Regions from separate parts of the Homo sapiens genome. Here region 1 is linked to region 2. A link is a contact called in ENCODE Hi-C data. All regions are on one chromosome and are shown on one strand. Each heading gives the region's core, a stretch centred on a gene start or an enhancer-like site at or near the end of the contact. The rest is flanking DNA. Distances are from core to core; before and after follow the strand shown.

What was found. A loop is a pair of places that touch in the nucleus more often than their neighbours do. Pooled maps may share reads with other maps.
Region 1: a map with no recorded cell type shows a loop between it and region 2 (4-fold over the local background). The contact joins the promoter of GRPR here to the enhancer-like site in region 2. A Hi-C loop is called at or near these places in 3 of 37 single-sample maps with no recorded cell type and 2 of 50 pooled maps.

What each region holds. Positions count from the first base shown.
Region 1 is chrX:16,120,087-16,125,629 of GRCh38, reverse strand. It overlaps GRPR (gastrin releasing peptide receptor), which reads right to left and starts at 2,065. Exons shown (of 3, transcript NM_005314.3): 1 at 1,264-2,065. The coding sequence starts at 1,676. RefSeq lists an enhancer at 2,070-2,364.
Region 2 is chrX:13,757,946-13,760,445 of GRCh38, reverse strand. It overlaps OFD1 (OFD1 centriole and centriolar satellite protein), which reads right to left. Exons shown (of 23, transcript NM_003611.3): 15 at 1,998-2,109; 16 at 1-331. Among named protein-coding and RNA genes, the nearest start is that of OFD1, 24 kb to the right of the region's middle. RefSeq lists an enhancer at 1,003-1,092. Within about 2 kb of position 1,250, at least 4 of the 41 ENCODE cell types and tissues checked have a DNase peak (open chromatin) inside an H3K27ac peak, as active enhancers do.

The sequences.
Region 1 (5,543 bases), core at 816-3,315, 2.4 Mb before region 2:
AACACTATCTTTATTTGTCCATTACTCAACAAAGCCAGATCACCTGAGGACTGTTTGTTCCTCTACAAAATGAGAATCCAGCACCACATGTATTAAAATGTGGGACATTTTCTTCGGAGTATAAACTTTCAAGAGCAGCATCTATGTCTTTTCCAGAACACTCTCAAATCCTTCTGTATCTTTAACACATAACATACAGTTGATTATAAGTGAAAAATTTATAGTCTAGGTTCATTGCAGCAGTTTTTCTGGGTTTGACCATATGGTCTATGCTGTGTCTGAAAGTCTATTCATTACTATGTCCAATTTCCAGAACACAGAAGTACATAAAGTATGTTCAGTAATTTATGTGAACAACCTGCAGCTATTTCTTGACTTGCTAATTCAGGTAAGTGTTTCTTACATGCTAGACACTTGATAAATGTTCAAAGAATGAATATATAGTTTTAAGACTGAATAAACGTAAACTTTTATGCAATGTGCTCACACAAGAAATGCAGTTTGCAAATATGTATATTTCCCAGAATAAAAAACTGTAGTGAACTCCCTCTTCCTCCCCACAATAAGCCCCAAAAGCATGGTATATGAAGTATTGTCAATAAAGATATTAAAATTAGAAATCAACCTTGAATAGAGCTTTCTCCAGAAAATTTTAAAAACTCAAATAATGTTTGATTTCATTTAAGAGAGACTTAGGAAAACCGGCATACAATTGTTCTATCACAGAGAGTCAAATTCAAAATCAGCTGTGAGAAAAGTTAAACTGTCTGAGGAAAATGAATTTCAGAGAAATGAGGCTTATTTTCTCCTCTTGGTTATTTCTGAAAGAACGTTTTGAAGAAATCCAGTGGAACTTTCCTGTTCTCTGAGGGGTTTCAATTGCTCCTAAAAAACATTTGCCTGAGGTTTAAACTCTATTGGGTGTGATTGTCTTTCTCACTGGTCAATTAATTTTGCAAGGAGGGAGAAGTTAGGAAAAGGCAATGCTAAATAGATATGTCTCCAGAAAAAGGCACCTCAGTTTTCTGCTTAGAGATTTTTTTTTTCTCATCTGTCTCCTTCTGTCCCCATCATTCACTTTTCTTTCTTAAACCAATATGTTACACTCAAGAAGTCATACCCAGAATAAAAACCTGCCTGGAAGGGAATCCGTGTTTGAGTAAAACTTCCCTTGTGCAATCAGCTCCCTGTCCCGACATGGTAGTTCATTTACCCAGGCGTCTATCACCCTTGGAGAGCATGTAACTTTCAGCCTGTACTTACCTGTCTGCCGAGAGCGCCGTGAGTGTGAAGACAGACACCCCAACAGAGGTAAGCTGTATAAAGGGGATCAGTTTGCAGCCAATCCTGCCAAATAGCCATCTGTCAGCCAGGTACCTGCTGGCATCCACTGGAGCACACGTTATTAGGAGGAGCAGGTCTCCCAAAGCCAGACTGGAAATGAACAGGTTTGGAACGTTTCGCATGGACTTGACTGTACAGAAGATCTTGATCAAAGTGATGTTGCCAATGAGGCCTATCAGAATGATAACCCCATAAACTGCAGGGATGACATAGAGGATCCCCGGGTGGGACCAGTCATCGTTCACGGGGAGATCCGCACTGTGACTGGAGATGTTGCAGTGCATGAAATGGTCCACCTCCAAGTTCAGAAGGAAACAGTCATTTAGAGCCATCTCTAGATTTTTTTTCCCACCTAAAAGTTCCCTTAGATGCTATTTCTTAACTATTGATTTTGCAACCGAGTGAAGATGAAGATAAGATCTATGCCGGGCTCTTTGCCTTCTTTAATAAAAATACTCTGAGTACATATATACTAACTATGGTATTCAAAACTCTCTGTCACTATTTTGACACTGGTGCTGCTCTGGCTTTCACATGACCAGTGCAATACAACTCTAAATTCAATAAGTTAACAACAACAAAACTTAGCCACAAAAAGGCTTAGAATTAAACCCACTCTGCATCAGTTCTTTCTACCTCCATTCTAGTCTGAGTCTCCCTGGCTGCAGTTTACTAAGAACTTTTGGCCTGCTATTTTCCCACAGCGTCTTTCCTGATATTTAGAATCTGGAGGTTTAAAGTGGGTAGAAAAAAACTGCACTGAGAAATCCTCAAATCCTATAGGCAGGATGCTTTGCACGTCACGGGCTTCACCAGCAAACGGCAGCTCCGCTGAGCTGAGGCTCTGAAGAGGAACCAGTGTTACTTATAGACAGAGAATGCCAGCCCCCTGCTGGACACTTCAATCACTGCCCAGTTGCCTGCTTTCTCCAGATGAGAAGCAACCAGCCGACTGCAGTTCCTACCTAGCTTAACAGATACCTTTGGCTTCTCATGTAAGCACATAGCACCTAGGGTAGGTATTTAATAAATGTTGCTAGCATTCTGCAAAGGCACTGAAAATCTTTCTGATACTATCCCCATGAATCCAGATGGGGATTTACATCCCATTTTCTCATTTTTTCTAATTCATTAGAATGACATGTCAATATTGCTATCAAATGAGGTCTGTCTTTGAATTAAACGCACACTGATGCACAGGGTGTCCATGTGTGAGTTATCCCACTCAGTCTTCCCACTGCCTCTTTGAACAGGGACTGATCCTCAGAAACACATGCACAGACTCACACCTTAAACCTTCAGCAACTGACATCTGGAAAAGCCAGAAGCACAATGCACACATGTTCTTTCCTGTAGATTTGCCAAGCCATTCCTATTCTGTTTACCAGGGAGAAATTAAATTGGGAACCAGCTGTATTCTTAACTCTCAATGATCAATAGTCTTTTCCAGAAAAATGGGTCTTTTCTCATCTGATCTAAAAATTTTATGAATCGGCATTTTGATGCAGCTATTTGCATTTTTAATTGAATGTTTGCCATGTTTTATAGCAAATATCCTCTTTATAGCCCTGTGTGGAAAATAAAGAACTATAAAAGCGTGATAGATACAATACTGAGGAATTGAGTGGGTGGTAAAAGAAGTAAGTTATCGTTGAAGGAGTGCTAGAAAAAGCTTAATTGAGGAAGTGCTATTAGAATCAGGCTTAGACCTTTAGCCAACAACTTCTAAATACATTATTAGAGTGCATCTTTATGACGTATGTGAAGCCAGCTCCTCCAGGTACATGACGTGAAGCCAGTCACTAACAGGTGAAGTCTCATTTTTCAGAACCCATAAGGAATAACAAAACTTGCACTTACCATGCCAGGGCCCACAAAGAAAGCCCCCAACTGTGTTGTTATGGACATTTCCAGTGGCAGGTTCCAACACTGAGGCTGCTGCCATGCTTTCTATGTAAATATGAAAGGCTCAGCGCCCCTCTCTGCCAGCAGGAGGGAGACTGATGCTGCATGGCTAGAGGTGGAAGAGCTTCTCGGCAGAGATCAGTAGCACCAGTAACCAGCCAATAGCCATGAGCCCAGTGGTGTTGATTAGTTGCCAGCAATATAGCTTAATGATACAGTACACAGGCTCTGCTTCAATCCTGGCTCCCTCATTTATAATTATGGCAAGTTACTTAGTGTCTTAAGCTTCAGGTTCCTCATCTGCAGGGTGAGGAGAACTTATGAAGTTAGATGAAATGATTCATGTTAAGATTGCATAGTATTTGGCACATAGTAAGTGCTCAATTAATATTAGCACTTATTATTATTATCATTATTAGATTGAGGGGGAAAGGCTTACTTTGGAAAAGCCCAATGAGTTCAGAAGAGTGATTGACCTCAGATCAATAGGCAAGCACTCATACGAGTGAATTAGCAACTCCTTTATTTACTTGAAAAAAATTTATCAAACATCTACCAGTTGCCAGGCACTGAGCAAGAGGCTGAGAAAAATAGCATGAAGATGTGTACTCTCACAGCTCTTTAGACCCCAACCCCTCTCTGGAGTGAAGCAACTACCTTTTCTCCAGAAAAGACGATATCTTTAAAGGTTAAGTGTTGACAAGGTCTTTTGAATGAAGAAAATCATATGTGCCTAGGATCAAGGCATAAAGGAAAGAGCATGACATTGAGCAGAGGGACATCTATAAATCCAGAGGGTCACCCAGATTGGAAGACAGGGGTGGAAAAAGAACAGCGTGAAATGCAGCTAGAAGCAGGTTTGGGTGAGATTGTGATGGATCTTGTATTCTTGCTAAGAAGTTTGGTCTAAAAGGCATATTTTTGGTTCACAAAGAGAACTTCTGGATGTTGTTTCCCTTTATTTCTTTAGACACCCCTGTGTGCTGAGTCAGCCTCACTACTTAAATCTAATTGGGTGGTTAGTGTTTCTTCCAATGTAAGTTAAGGGGATGCTGATAGATATTGATTTCTCATAGCTGGTGTTAGCATTATGTGTTCCACAGCACTATAGATTCTTCTAATGGTATTTTAGGAGTAAAGGTGCGTTGAGGTTTGACATCTAATATTTTCGGGGATCAAGGATGCTTTAAAAAGCTAATTCGGGCCAGGTGCGGTGGCTCACGCATGTAATCCCAGCACTTTGGGAGGCCGAGGCGGGTGGATCATGAGGTCAGGAGATCGAGACCATCCTGGCTAACACAGTGAAACCCCGTCTGTACTAAAAATACAAAAAATTAACCAAGCGTGGTGATGGGCACCTGTAGTCCCAGCTACTTGGGAGGCTGAGGCAGGAGAATGGCGTGAACCCAGGAGGCAGAGCTTGCAGTGAGCCGAGATCGTGCCACTGCACTCCAGCCTGTGCGACAGAGCAAGACTCCCTCTCAAAAAAAAAAAAAAAAAAAAAAAAGCTAATTCCATAATTTCTATGTCATTTCAACTAATTAACTATAATGACTCTTTCCATCCCTACCATTATGTGTCACCTTCCGGCAGAGCCGGAACACCAAACACCAAACGTATTCAGACATTTGCTTAGCTTTTTATTTACTGGTGAACATGAGATGCCTCTGACATGTGAACATGACATGGAACAAATGTAATATAAAATCTCTGTCCCCAGGGAGTCCAATTTCTGAATAGAATTGGAGTATGACTCAGCATCTTTTCTTATGTGTTGGGACAGGGTTGTCACTTCTGTTTCTATTTCAGTCAATAGAGTCACCTTTTTCATCTTTCCAAAAGACTGGATTTTCTGTGGGGCTCTAACATGAGGTGGGCAACAGTGACTTGATAGAATTTAGGAGAACAGGTAGATTCAATGGGACCACAGAGTGTGGAGACAAAGCCTCTTCCCACTGGCTATGAGCAAGGTCAAAAGGGAAGCTTCTGGAGGGAAAGGCTGAATTTGGCTTCAGGCATATTGAGTTTGCTAGATGAACAAGGGAATGTAAGAAAGCCAATGGAAAATGAGAGGTGAAGTCTGAAAGCATAGAAGTAAATAATTAAGAGGACTGGTTGAGAACTAGAACCCTGAATGCCAAATAGTTTAAATGTACAGTAAAAGAATCACAGAGAATCAAGTGAAGTTAGGCTTTGAGAAGAAGATTATGTGGTAAAAGTCAGTGAAGACTAAGCGTGATTTCAATATTAGATTTGTGACAGCACCACGGAGAAGCTGCTCAAAAGACTGCAGC
Region 2 (2,500 bases), core at 1-2,500:
TTGGCAGAGTTTTTAATGACTCTCCGATGGTAACTTCTGAAAGCCTTTTCCAAGCGTTCGGCCTCTTGCTGAAGCTCTTTGACCCTTGCCTTAGTATTGGCTACAAACTCAAGGTCAGAATCAGGGGAACTACCCTCCACCCATGCAGTTGGATAATTTGTGATCCTTGATGCAACCATACGTGCTAGAACGTTTTCCTGTTTAAAAGGATTGTTCAAGAAATCCCCACTTATCTCACCATTGCAAGGCACCACATTGCCATTTATTAATCCATTGACAGAACGATCGATCACAGACTGCTTTGGATTGCAGTACACTTCATTCTCTAGGGCTGCAGGGTACAAAAAGCCAATTTCAGAAGTAAGTGGACAAGGCAGAGAAGAAAATATACTTGAGAATATTATTTTTTTGAAAAATGGAAGAGAGTAATAAGGACAAACTTGCACTATACAGTTTCTGAAGCCATGGTAACGATAACCACTAACATTTACTGAGAGCTTATTGTACCAGCTACAGCTTTGTATGTCTTTTGTAACATGATATAATTTCAGAATCCATTATGCACAATTTTGAAAGCCACAAGGCTCTGAGAACTGAAAATTTATTCATAATTTATTTGGTGGCAAAGCCCAACCAGACTTGAACTCATTTGGTTGAAAAGTTTGACCTGAACTGATGTAAACCCATTTATAATCTTTATTTATCCCAGCATGAATATTCATACAGTTGACTGCAAAATAATTAATGTGCTTTACTATAGGATGCTGTTCAGAACTCCCAGGGCTATTGCGAAATCCACAGCATATGGCCCGAGTTTCATATAAGGAAGTGAGGACCTGCATTCACAACAACACTGTGGTCAAGAAACTCTCACTGCTCCCATTTTACAGATGGGGGGACTAAAGCTTACTGAGGCTGGGTCACACGGTTAGCAAGTCTAAGAGCTACTGGGCTTTCCTAATGCAAAGCCAGTGCACCTGCCCCTCTCTCCTGCAATGCCTCCCCGTGATGCTACAAGAAAGAAGCTTGCCCTCGGCAACACATGCATGCGAAAGAGTTCTATCCTCATTCAACTATTTTTTATTGATAGGAGACTGCTATGATTTCAGCTGTGAGAAGTTTCACAAACAGAACTGAAAGAAAATGAGGAACAGAAAAAAGCAGAAACGAGTAGAGATAAAAATAAAACAAGTGCTGGTAGAAGAGAGCAAGGAGCTGATGAGGAAACAATGCAGGTGGGAACAAGGAAGGCTCAGACCCAGTTGAACTGGTAACACATACGTACTTTCTTTGAACTTGAAAGCAACTGAAGAATAAAGTATCTGAACTTTAATATCCTTCTTACGAAGTAGGAAGGGGCAGAGATGCATCCACAGTGAAGACACAATAATAAAATGATACCAATAACCATTTCCTGAGTGTCTTTTATGTCCCAGGCACTGGACTGAAACCCATTTCATCTTTTTCATCATGGCTCAGTAGGTATTATTATCCCCATTACAAATGAGGAGACTGAGGCCCAAGGAAGTTAAAGTAACATGCCCAAGGTCAAACAACTTCAAAACGGGTCCAAAAGAAGAACAGTTCTGATTCTGAAGGCAATATTCTTTTTGCTAAACCACCCTGCTTGTCCTGTATATTTATATATCTATCAAGGAATCCGTAAAACTACTGAATTGGTGTTAACATTGGGGTAACAAATAAAAAAGGAAATCCTATAATGAATATGGGGACTTCTATGTTACCACCACGCCTTTCCTATTGGGGCATGAGACTCTCCCAAGCCATGAGGCACCTATGAAGCAAAATACTTTTGCTGATGATCCAGATGGTATTACCAAAATGGATAGGGAGTTTTACTTCTAAGATGACACATATTTCTATGGCTTTTCCCCTAAAACAATAATTAATATTCAATAAATTATGATCATTACATTTTCACAGACACCAGAAGCTTTATACATACAAAAATATTTATGGGTTAAAACGTCTCTAACCTGTCTGAGTTTGCTTCAGTTGCAATTTTAAATCGGCAACCTGAGTAGTTAAACTCTTTACAGAAGCTTTGTAACCTAGAATCTGGGCCTTCAGCTGTGCAGAATGCTCAATCTGAAAAGATTCAGAATAGGAAAAGAAATCAATGTAAAACAAATCACAGCTTGCTTCAAAAGGAAAAGTTCTCTTATCATGTTTGTACTCTTTTTGTTCTGCCAATTCCAAGAAGCTTTATGACAGTAAACAACAGGGTCCCTATTAAAAAAAAACACAAGCAGAACACACAAACAAGTTCTTCACCATCTTTTTCAGTCATATCAAAGAACTCTAGGGCATGCAGGCAGAAATCAGAAGACAGTGAATGTTTGTAATACTTATCAGGGTGAGAATCGAGAGATAACAGTGGGCACCATCAGGCACTCAGAAAATTTTATGTTTAGGTGAGTTTGCTTTCTTCTCCATTTTATTACTATTACGAATATAAAGTCACGTTATCACTGCAGAA